Linked DNA regions of Mus musculus: all the other regions are linked to region 2. Evidence: chromatin loops called from intact Hi-C (ENCODE). Cell type or tissue: heart. All regions are shown on one strand.

Region 1 (4,000 bases), 200 kb after region 2:
TGACCTCTGCCACTGCAACAATTGTATCACAGTGTCCATCTGCATCCTCACCAAATCCCTGGAAAACAGCAGCAGGGTAAGGAACAGCCCTCAACTCTATTTTTTGCAGTCATGTCAATTTGATATTGACATCTCCAAACCACCTTGCTCTTCTATGTAAACACCCCAAGATTCATTCATTCTGACTAAAGATCAGGGGCCAATCTCAGAGGTGATTTGGTTAGTCTCCAGCCAGAGAAAAGGCCTGGTGTGAGGAGTATCTAGTATGGACACTTGAGTCAAGGAGGTTAATGGGTGGCAACCAGAATCATCAAGAACAGAGGGACAGGAAGAAGTATATTACTTCATGAAATTATACATGGGCTGCCACTACAAAAATCTTGAGAGTTGCCTTAACAAAGTGTCGGCCTCTGTGGAAATGCACTTGTCAGCTGGGAAGCTGGGCTGGCTCTTGACCCAGACCTTCTTCTTGATAGACAGAACTACCTGGCCTCTGGTTCCTGATGTTCCTGGATCCCATCATCTGGCCTAAACAGTCCAGGCACAGGAACAAAAAGCAAGCTACTAGATAACTCAGCAACCTGACATGCAGCACCCTGAGCTTAGCCCCTTTCTACTCACAGACGCCAGCTTCCGGAACAGGAAGCGGAGCTGTTCAGCCTCTCTGACCATCTTCTCGGCGCCCTCCTTGCGCTCTTCAGCACTCCGAAAGGAAATACGCTTCTGCATGACAGCCCGCAGGTATTCCACCACCACACGTCTGTGTGCCTCAGCTGTCATTCTCTGGGGGAACATGTAGTCAGTAGCAGATTCCACACAGATGTTCTCACCTAAGATGGCCTGCAAACAGGCTGGTGTACGACCTTATTTCCAACAACTTAGTTGGATTTTTTTTTTCCTGTTGAGACATGGTCTAGCTATATAGCTCAAGCTAGCCTCAAACTCACAATAATCCTCCTGTTTCAGCCTCTAGAATACTACACCTGGATATATATTTTGTAGGATTTTAAAATAAGTACAGTAAATTACACATGTCTGGATTTCACCATAAAGTTTTGGACTCTCCTGTGTTTACATGGTGACAGGAGTTATGATAGGCCAAGTGGCAGCACAGCACACACACAGAGGCAAGAGGGACCCACACATAACCCGTGTATCCTTGATGCTTATAGTCCATCTAAAATCAGACAGATTTAAGTCTCTTGGAGAGCTTGCTTCCAGCATCATTTTTCTAGGGCACCAAATTATCTACAAATGAGCTTCAGAGACCCTAGTGAACAAACACCAAGCCAACACTTGATTGATGTGTACCCTGGTCTCAGGGCCAACTCCTTTAGAGGTTCCAACTTTGCCTGATCCTGAGGCTCTCAACCTAATACAAAGTGGGGCTGCAGTAGGAACTGCCTGAGCTAAACAAGCTTTGGTCTCTTGACTGACAGGATGGGTTAGCAGAAGGAGCTTAGCTTAGATGGAGTCCAACAGCAGTACCTCATCCACAAGCAGATTAGCGGAAAACCAAAAACCACCACCACCACCACCACCACCACCACCACCACCACCACCACCACCACCACCACCACCACCACCACCACCCTGCACCCTCAGCTAACAAAAAACCCAAAACCACAGGCCAAATATCTTGGGAATCCTCAGGAAAGACTCAAATGAGGAAATATACCTCTGGAGCATTACAAAGCAAAGGGAAAGTCTAGAACTAACATGGTAAAAATAACAGGGAAGCTGGCTTGTTGAAGAGATTAGAGTCCCTCTATGGCGGTGAGGGAGCCTTACTGAGGAGATGCTTAAGTCAGATCCTTTAATTGTACACCCACTGACGTGACGGCTGTCGGTTGTAGCCTCTGCTTTGGAGTTGGCTCCCTATGTGACGGGTGGTCAATTGTCCCTAGTCCAAATGGAATCTCAAGAATGACCACAGGAGTGCAGGCACACTATCACACTGGACTCCCACAAGACTCCATGGAAGACAAAGAAGCACACATCACTAACTAAACTATGCTGTAAGCAGGCTGAGACTGGAGCTAAGATATGCCTGAGAGTATATATAATTTCTTTCTTCCTTAGACCCATCATCTACATATGAAATAAAAATCAGAGATCAAAATGTACCAGGAGATAAGCTATTAAGACAGCTCGCAAGGACAAGCCCTAACATGGTTAGAAACAAACAGGCCCAAACTCTATATCTGGCAGTCAGACCCTGCTAAAAAACCAACACACAAATGCTTGAAGGAAACAAAGTAAAAAGATAAAAATCTGTTAATTTTAGAAAAATAAGCAACTACAATATTTAAAAACAACACATAACTGCTGGAATGTAAAGATACAGGTTCAAGACTACTTTAAAAAAATTTTTTAATGTTTCTCTGCAAGTTTCACATCATATACCCCAGTTCCACTCATCTCCCTCTTCCCTGTATCTGCCCCCTGCCCTTGCAATGCCCCCCAAAATAAAATAAAAAGCAAACAAAAAAATAAGCAAAACAAAACAAGCATAGAAAACATCTTGTCATGGAAGGTATAGTATGTCAGTGTATCCCACACTATATCCCTTTGTGCACACATCTTCACCTGCAATGGTTTGATATTCTGGCTTCTGTTACACCATCAATACAGAATTCTTACTGGAACTCCTCCCAGTTATTCTGCTGTTGCCTTGTGTCATGGAGATCCTGCAGCTTTGGAACAGCAGGAATGGCCCTTTCACAAGCTCCAGCAGTTCAGAAATGAGGGAGATTTTGGGGTGGTCCAACTCAAAGTCCAGGATCTAGGACTGGATGGTAGCTGAGTTGGTCAGGGGCTTAGCTCTCCCACACCCACATCACCAGGGTGAGTTCTCCAGCTCTCCCAACTGCCACAGGAGGTGAGTGAGTGAGTGAGTGTGTGTGTGTGTGTGTGTGTATGTGTGTAACCACTCCCCTATCCACATCACCTCACCACTTCAAGGCAAACAAGTGGGGCCTGCTCTCCCTTGCTCTCACCCTCATGGTGGCTCACCTGTGCCCCTTCTCCAGGTCTGCTTTGCTGTGCTTTCCAAGACTCAGGATCTGTTTTGCTCTTCTGAGTGATGCAGGTGGCAAGGGGTGAGAGTAGGGCTATGTAGGGGAATTTTAATCCAGCAACGTAGCTGCTCTGATCATAACCAAAGACCTTTTAGGTCTATGTGTAATCTAGTTAGAATGCAGACATGCCCTCAGTACATACTTTAATCCCCCAAAAATGAAGGTAAAGTTAGTTTGTAGAAGGATGCACCCATATTTGAAATTGATGTTCAAGAGGCAGACAAAGTGACTAATCAGAGAAAGATTTGACAGAATACGATATCTCCAACTCTAACAAGAACAGAGGGAAAACTGAGGCTTAGAGAGAGCAGCGCAGAGAGAGGCAGGGGGCAGTTTTACCAGGAGAGTTGTACAGAGACAGGTGGCAGAGGCAGAACAACAGAGACACAGGTGAAGACAGAACAAGACAGAGAATGAGGAGTCAGAAGATTAGAACAGATTGCCAAAGTCAGTATGAGGCCAAGCAGGGCAACTAAGTCAGAAACTAAGAAAAGCCAGTTTGAATCAGTCAGCTTGGAAAAGAGTTTGAGCAAGAATAGTTGAGATGAACCAGCCAGCCAGAGATCAGGAAGAACTAGAAATGGTGAGCATATTCAGCAATAAGTCTCAGAGGCTGAAAAAACATTAACATTCTAGGCCTAGATTAGATTGTACAGAGGCTAGAAGCTCCCAGGACTAGACCTAGGTTAGCAGACAGGCAGTAAACCTCTGAGACAATAATTACATCAGGCAAATAAAAGATACTTTTACCTCCATACTGTGCCACCTCATGGCAGGCAAGTGGTAGGGTCAGATGTTCCAGTCTATCACCACCCTCACACCTCCACCCTTGCCATGAGGGCCAGCTCCACTATGCTGCCCAGACAAAGTGTGGGGCCTGCTCTTCCAAGTGCTTCAGCCAGTGAAAGGTGGGGCCAGTC
Region 2 (4,000 bases):
CAAATAGCCAGCAGCATCCTCTTCCAAAAGGAGTCTTTGCTAAAGCCCAGGTTCTATATGGTCACCAAAATAGAGTGGGCATTCAAACCACGAGAGACTAAGCCATGTGGAAGTTCAAATGTCCACCATGGAGGGATACAGAAAGGTGTAGCTACCTGAGTCATGTTATTGAAATACACAGCACTCCACCAACCTTCTCTTCTCATCAGGGTGACAAGTTCCAACTCTGAGTGGTGGCCCATCTCACTATACCTAGTATGGAGCCCACAAACTCTGCTGTACCCTCCTTTGTCCTCCAGAATTTCCAGACCTTGTTGTTGGCCTACTGAGCCTCCATTGTGTCCTGACACCCAGGCCCTCTGTCCCCCAATAGCATCTGTCTGGGGTAGCCTCCTCTAACCAAGAGCCCTCAAGCCCCCTAGGTCTGCAGAGTTGAAAAGTGATGCCATAAGTTCCTGTGTGCTCTTTAATGTAGGCTATTGGCCTCCTGGGCCTACAACCATGTCGAGGGATAAGAGATTATACTGAAGTCATCAGCCCATAGCTCAATGCCCTGCTTCTTTCTATGCAACACCAGACATGGCACCCTCACTAAATGCCTTAGCATGGGTAAAAAACAGGCAATAGTTCAGCAATTTCTAATGTCTCCCAAACACCCCTTATACAAGTTTAAAAAACCCAGAATCTAGTCAGCTCTGAGTCTTGAATGTAGGGATAGAAACTCTCTGTCTCCTTACTGGAGCATGGCGATTGCCAGTCTGAGCTTGGCTGTGGCATTTCTGAGATGTTAGGTAGCCCGTGGCCTGTCAGGTTGACCAGGAAGTTTCAGCAAGAGTATGATACAGGTGTTAACACAACCCGCTGCCATTAGTGTGTAGTACCTGTGGGAGCCTAGTTACAGTCCGTGCTAAATCTCTAGATCGGCCATCCTTCCTGAACTTGTCCATCTATGCCCTGTAAAGGGAGCTTTCCTCCCTGCCTTTCATCTTTCCACATTCTCTTGAAAGACACTGGGTAGTACTCTGTCACCCAGTACTACCATGGCCTGGGAATGCAGTCTTCTGATGTTGGCCCACCTTCTGCCATGGGAATTCAGTCTGCTATGTTTCCCATAAAAATATTGTGTGTGTGGTCCGTTCACCATAGCATGTATGTGGAGTTCAGAGGACAACTTTCTTATCTTTTTTTTCCCATTAATTTATTTGCTCACTTTACATCCCAATTGCAGCTGCCCCTCTCCTCCCAGCCCCCCCTCACACAGCCCCTCCCCACAATCCTCTCCTTCTCCTCCAAGAAGGAGAAACCCCCACCCCAGGTACCAACCCATCCTGACACATCAAGTCACCGCAGGACCCAGCACATCCTATATTCCTCTGAAGCCAGGCAAGGCAGCCCAGAACAGGATCCACAGGCAGGCAACACAATCAGGGACAGCCCTCTACACTATCCCTGTAGAGAACAACTTTCAGGATTCGGTTCTCTTTCTCTAGAGATCCAGGATCCAGGCTGTCAGACTTCCACAGAAAGCCCTTTGAGCTGTTGAATCACCTTGTTGGTCTACAGTTGCCATTTTTTAAAGGTCTGGACAGGATTCTTCCCAGTGGCCTCATTTACCTGGTTTGTGATGACTCTGTTGCAAATGAGGTCTGCCAACGATGGTGTCAGGATGTGGATATGTTAAGGAGACACATACTGCCTGATAATCACTGCTTTCTTCTTTTTATTCCTAACTTGGCCCTGTTTGGCCCTGGATCCTTTCAGGTGGTTTTGTGTTTGCTGCAGTGGGCCATTCCTGCCATACACCTAAATGCCTCAGCTCCCGTTCTTCCCCGAGCCCTGCTATACCAACTTGGTAGCTCAGTCTAAGCTTTTGTCCAGAGACACTGGAGCTCCTACAGCCTTCTTGGCTTTTCAGCTCCGAAATTCTTTTACTATCCTGACTGGGAGCCTGGTTGCATTGGCATTATGCTCAAACTAGTATTAGTTTGTAGCCACTAGAGGGCACTAGCATCATTTGGCACCTGCTAGGCACCATGAGGGGCTGGGAAGTGAGGGGCTGGATTAGAAGAGCTAGGACTTTCTGTGGAGAGGATCCTAGGAAACACTGAGGCCAGAGACAAGCCTGAAGATCCTTCTTGTGGTTCAGATAAGAAAGGGCTCACCAGGCTGGTGGCTTGTGAGGGTCCTGTCGCCAGTGGGACTCCTCCCCTTCTGACAAAGGGCTAGATAATAAACACAGTTTAGTCAACAGGACCCACGGTGCAATACCAAACCTTTAGCCTAGAAATCTTCTTTTTTTTTTTTTTTTTTGAGTCCTGGGCTGTGCCAAGGCAATGTGAACTAAGGGGGGGGGGGGGCGGCGGCGGCCATCAAACAGCGTGTCTTAGGCTGCTGTTTTAGCTCAGCCACAGAATTTGCCCTGGAGGAATCACGAATCCAGACAGTATCAGAATGTTGACGCCTCCTGGGCCTCCCCTCTTCCTGCGGAAACAGGACAAGGGAGAGGTCACTAGTTCGAGGAGGCTAAGAAGGGTGGTGTCCTGAGCTGGCGCCCTTCCTTTGTTTGTTTACTAAACACAGATTGTTGCTAGGGAATGTTCCAGCCAGCTGTGGTTCTCATAGGCTCCCACATGGAAACTTCCAGAGGGAGTTGGAGGGAGGCCTCCATGGAGGACACCTCACCCTGCTTCTTTCACATTTAGCTATCCACTGAGACAAGGCTCTAGAGAAGACAGGGGCAGATCCTGAAGAAGTTTCTCTTCTGGGTTCCCTCTTGGGAATGTCACCTTGGTGTGTGGTAGGGAGTGGCCAACCAGGTCATCTGAGACAAAATATAATAGAGTAAGGTCACCAGCATGATTCCTATGGGTGACAGGAATATCACTGAGTGGTAAAAAGTTTGCTGGCAGAGTGTTCCTGGACAAGCTTTGCACAGGAGAATGTGATAAAAGATGTGCTGTAACTTTGTTTTTTGTAAGCAAGCTCCATGCTCTAGATGGACAGATTGAAGATTGTGGCTGAGATCTGAGTCCCCTCTGTGACCAGAGGGGTTTTTTTGTGACAGATAAATGCTTTTAGGGTGGCCTCCTGGTACTCCATGTGACGGCTGGGGACTGGTTGTCCTTTGGGGTCTCTTTGGTAGGTTCAGGTACAAGGGAACCTGGCTTAGTTGTACCCTGAGAACTACTTTACAGCCATAACCTCCCTATAATTGGCCTGTGTTCCAGGAGGCCCCAACAATATGAGTATGGATGCTGGTGGTTTGGAGAAGATATGAGGGTATCATGAGGTATAGTCACAGAGGGCCTGTGCAGTTGACATCAGCCTTACCTCACTTGCTCCTCACTTGCCCTGCCTCTTGGGCTTTCTATCTGCCTACTGGTTTCTATTAGAACTGGTCTGTTCTAGTGTCACAGGGAAAGAGACAGAACCCAGGCAGTATAAGACTTCCTATGTCCTGGACCCTCACCCACCAATGTCCCGGGTTCTGAACATGCTCCTTATTACCCATCGCCACGAGGGAAGCATATTAGCCCTCAAATTAGCTTCAAGGAGTGGGAACAGATGCTGGACCATACTCTTGTCATGGTAGCATCAACAGCTGTGAGTTACCCTGTGCCCAGCCCCACTGACCTATACCATAGCTGCAATCTGGTCTACAATAAATAGATCAGGTACTAAAAGCCTCCGCAGCCACACACACATCCAGTCCTGCATCAGCTCCTACTCTGGTCCTCCTGGAATACAGCTTTCTGTCTTCCTCACAGTCATTTCTCTGTGCTCTGAACCTGCTTCTCAGTCCTGTGTCCATGTCCAGAATCCTGCATACTGCCCAGTTCATGCTGGAAGATGGAGAGAGCAAGACAGGGCCCGCACCAGGGTTTGGGTCAGCATACGGGCCTCTTGCAGGATTATCCTACATCACTGATTCTTTTGGGACCTTCATTAAGGTTCCCCCCCAACACATGTCATCCACAAAATCCAACCCTAGCATGCAGGA
Region 3 (4,000 bases), 330 kb after region 2:
GGTTTGTGTGGTGTGTATGGATGTACACATAAGTGTATGGGGATGTGTGTCTATGTGTGTGCATGTGGAGACCAGAAGTTGATATACAGGTTCTTCCTCTGTTACTCTCCATCTTATATCATCTCTCAGTGCACCTGAATCTCACTGGTTGGCTTGACTTGATGCTCAGTGAGCCTCAGGGATCTTCCTGATTTTTTCAACATTAGGAGTCCTGCATCTCTAGTGATTGCCATATGCAGGGATCCATCCCATAACCAGCTTCCAAATGCTGACACCATTGCATACACTAGCAAGATTTTGCTGAAAGGACCCAGATATAGCTCTCTCTTGTGAGACTATGCCGGGGCCTAGCAAACACAGAAGTGGATGCTCACAGTCAGCTAATGGATGGGTCACACGGCCCCCAATGGAGGAGCTAGAGAAATTACCCAAGGAGCTAATGGGAACTGCAACCCTATAGGTGGACCAACAATATGAACTAACCAGTACCCCGGAGCTCTTGTCTCTAGCTGCATATGTATCAAAAGATGGCCTAGTTGGCCATCACTGCAAAGAGAGGCCCATTGGACTTGCAGACTTTATATGCCCCAGTACAGGGGAATGCCAGGGCCAAAAAGGGGGAGTGGGTGGGTAGGGGATTGGGGGGGTTGGGTATGGGGGACCTTTGGGATAGCATTGAAAATGTAAACGAGGAAAATACCTAATTTTAAAAAAAGCTAAAAAAAAAAAAAAAAAAAAAGGAGTCCTGCATCACCACATACAGCTTTTTATGTGGATGTTGGGGATCCAAATTCAGGTCCTAGTGCTTGCAGAGCCTACACTTTACTCCCAGAGGCCTCTCTCTCCCTAACCTCAAGGTAAAGCGCCATCAGAATCGTCTCAAGAAAGTGGAGACAGCATTGCTTGAGGGAGAACAGACGGTCACTGACAGAACAAGGGGGTCTGTTAGTGAACTGCTGGGAGGGAAGGAACACAACACGTAACTTTCCAGAGGTCATGGGTGAAGCATTTAAAAGAAATTTCTTCTTGCAGGACACGGACCAGGAGCCAGTTTGTACTTGGGAACATGACGGTATACCTCATCCATATAATAGAGTAGAGGGGAGGGAAAGACACACTTCCTACTGTTAGTAAAAATGGCTATAGTTGAAGCGCCAAGATCTTCTTGTCTCTGTCATCTGGAGGGATAGACAACCTTAACCATTTTTTTTTTTCATGTAGGATTCTCTGAAGTTTGTATCTGAGTGACACCTTCAGGGTCTCAACCAGTTTCTTACCACACAAAGCTGTGAAGCATTTAATCATGTGTATACTGTTTATATGACGAGTCAGCTTGGGGGAGGGTGGATATCCTGGTCTCTCCTTCCTATGGCTGCCTTCTTAACAGGGCATTGTTCACACCATGGCCAGCTCCTCTATCATACTTTCCTAATTGGCTATCTATTCACTACATACTAACAACCAGATCTGAATGAACAACAAAAAGGAAACAGCAAAGGACACAAACTACAAGAAACTCTCTCCAGACACCCACCCTTCCCTTTAGCCAACCCCTAGGCCTTCTATGGTTTCTGCAAATGCCCTGAGAGGATGGGCAGAGACTGTTTCTGATGTGATTGCACTGCCCTCGTGTGGCCAGGCTGAGCACAGCCTATAAACATTCTGCTCAATGGTTTTCCCAAGGCAGGCTTCCTAGCTTTCTCTACTAAAGGGCAGGGGCTGTTCTGGGCAGTTTGGTGTACTGGAGGCTCAAAGCACCGCTTCTCTTAAGGTGGGCACTGTTCTACACCCCATGAGCCACCTCCTCCCCTTTGAGAGAACAAGAAAGTCCCCACTCCACAAACGGCCTTCAGCCCACCGTATCACTCTGCCTCCCTCAGTAGGAACCCTGACTCCAGGACATTTTCCGTTTCTGAAGCAGCCCAACCAAATCACACCGAGTTCAGGTCATCCAAGCCGAGGCCTTCCTAGTAACAGCACTGGGCTCTGGAATGTACTCCACTCAGGGTTATGGCACGGCCACACCCAGATATGTGGCACAGGTACTTCATTCTTGGGTGTGGCACACTCCCAGGAGTGTAGTACAAGCTCACACATGTACAATCAAGTCACTTCACTCTTAGGTGAAGTGCAGATGAGCAGGTACCCAGGTCGGCAGTGTCAGTTCTCAGGCATGTAGTGGCTATGTCCCCTCAGGTGTGCAGGGTGGGTCCTCATACATCCAGTGCAGGTACTCAACCAATAGTGTGGTGTTGGGGTACTCAGGACTATGGAGCAGGTTCTAAGACGTATTGCTGGTGCAGGTACCTTTTTTAAAAAAAGATTTATTTTATGTATATGAGTACACTGTACCTGTCTTCAGACACACCAGAAGATCCCATTACAGATGGTTTTGAGTCACCGTGTGGTTGCTGCAAATTGAACTCAGGCCCTTTGCAATAGCAGTAAGTGCTCTTAACCGCTGAGCCATCTCTCCCGCCCAGGAACATAGTACAAGTGTGACGTAGTATTCAAGACTACAGCACAGGTACTAAGGTGTGCCATTAGAAGGCTCAATGTGCAATGAGACTCATATTTGGTACATGTATGTATAGACATGTATGTGAGCACAGGAAGGACAAACATGGCAGTCCTGCAGACTGAGGCTGGATAGGACGGGGATGAAGCAGAGGTGAAGAGTGGCTATAAATGGAGGGGTCCAGGTAGCCTCTACACAAATGGAGTTATCATTTACCATTGAACTTAGGAACTTCATTGTTTATTGGTTGGCCTCACTGGACTAGGGTCATCTGCTAGTGTGGGCCGATGTCTGGTAGATGACTGACAGGGATGGAGCCATGGAGCACACCCAGAGACGCCCATAAAGGGGTCACAAGGTTAACTCTGCCACCACAGAATATAGCACCTTCCCTGATCCCACAAACTAGAAACCACAGGAAACAAAGCCTCAGTGGCATCCTTGGCCAGAGGGGACCTTAACGGATCTGTTTCTCATCCTTGACACCTACCCAGTTGTCTTCGTACCCTGTCCCTCCCTCCTAAAGCATAACCTACTTCTTCCAACTTGAGTTGACCAGCAGGGGGCAGGAAGGGGTCCATCCCCAGAGCTGTAACTCGGTTATCTGTTTAGTTGTCCCTCTGTCCTGCTTGTCTGTTGGACAGAATTTTAGATAGGAGAGTACACATGAGACAGTGACTTCAAGGACAAGGGTATCAGAACACAGTCCCAAAGTGGAGTCATGAAAGAATTCTGAGTGCTTATCAGAAAACAAAACTCTCCCATGTTCACATAGCAACTAAGCTGCAACAAAGGGGACATTTATTCCACCTATTTGGTTAAAAAAACAAAAACGGCCAAAACTAGGCAACCAGTCTATATCATTACTTTATTGCTTACGTTACATGACCCGTTTCTTCAATTCACAGAATTGGTTCCAGAATGTGTCTTTGTGCTCCTCCCAGGTATGGAAGACCGGAGTGAGTTTACTGCAGCTGTTGCTATTCATACGCCTTTATGGAAAAAACATGTTTTTGCCATGTGTGACTTCTTTGTGGTTCCTCTTAACCCTCAGAGTATAAATTTTCTGATGCTCTAAATAAAGTTGGCTTTTGCATGAGACTTTAGTCTGCCTCATTTTTAGGCCCCACACTCCCAGGTTCACGCAGCACACGTGTTATGCTAGAGTAGTGTAACAAACGGCACAGCTCTTCCACCTGTTTGGTTAAAACAAAACAAAGCAAAAAACCAGCCAAAACTAGGCAACCAGTCTGTATCATCACTTTATTGCTTATGTTACATATTCCAATTTTTTTTAAAAAGTAAGGCACATGAAAAGCCTTCTGTGCAAGTTCCATATTATTTTAAAATTCTATTGGCTAATAAAAGCATTGCAACTATAGACTTAGAGACATCTAGAAAAGAACATGATAGTTTGAGAGCAAAATCCTGAAGCATTATTAGGTCTCATGGCACAATTAGTCAGCAAACCCAAGGTTTGTA

The links. A loop is a pair of places that touch in the nucleus more often than their neighbours do. Peaks named below come from ENCODE experiments on the same cell type or tissue, not always from the same donor. Only the 100,000 strongest peaks of a DNase experiment are listed, where the experiment ranks them.
Region 1: it touches region 2 in a loop (2.4-fold over the local background); 11 of 42 quality-filtered maps call a loop at or near these places.
Region 3: a loop joins it to region 2, with 7 times the contacts of the local background. A loop is called at or near these places in 22 of 42 quality-filtered maps.

What each region holds. Positions count from the first base shown.
Region 1 is chr13:74,173,366-74,177,365 of GRCm38, forward strand. It overlaps Exoc3 (exocyst complex component 3), which reads right to left. Exons shown (of 13, transcript NM_177333.4): 11 at 622-783; 12 at 1-58. Among named protein-coding and RNA genes, the nearest start is that of Exoc3, 33 kb to the right of the region's middle. In heart, no CTCF peak of the experiment used is centred here; no DNase peak of the experiment used is centred here.
Region 2 is chr13:73,968,694-73,972,693 of GRCm38, forward strand. All of the region lies in intron 2 of Zdhhc11 (zinc finger, DHHC domain containing 11), which reads left to right. Among named protein-coding and RNA genes, the nearest start is that of Zdhhc11, 6.8 kb to the left of the region's middle. In heart, a CTCF peak has its summit at 1,995 (motif pointing right); DNase peaks (open chromatin) are centred at 2,078 and 2,558; H3K4me3 peaks cover 279 bases; H3K27ac peaks cover 1,611 bases.
Region 3 is chr13:74,299,753-74,303,752 of GRCm38, forward strand. Pdcd6 (programmed cell death 6) reads right to left here. Exons shown (of 6, transcript NM_011051.3): 6 at 3,369-4,000. Among named protein-coding and RNA genes, the nearest start is that of Ahrr, 9.4 kb to the left of the region's middle. In heart, CTCF peaks have their summits at 1,636 (motif pointing left) and 3,100 (motif pointing right); a DNase peak (open chromatin) is centred at 1,659.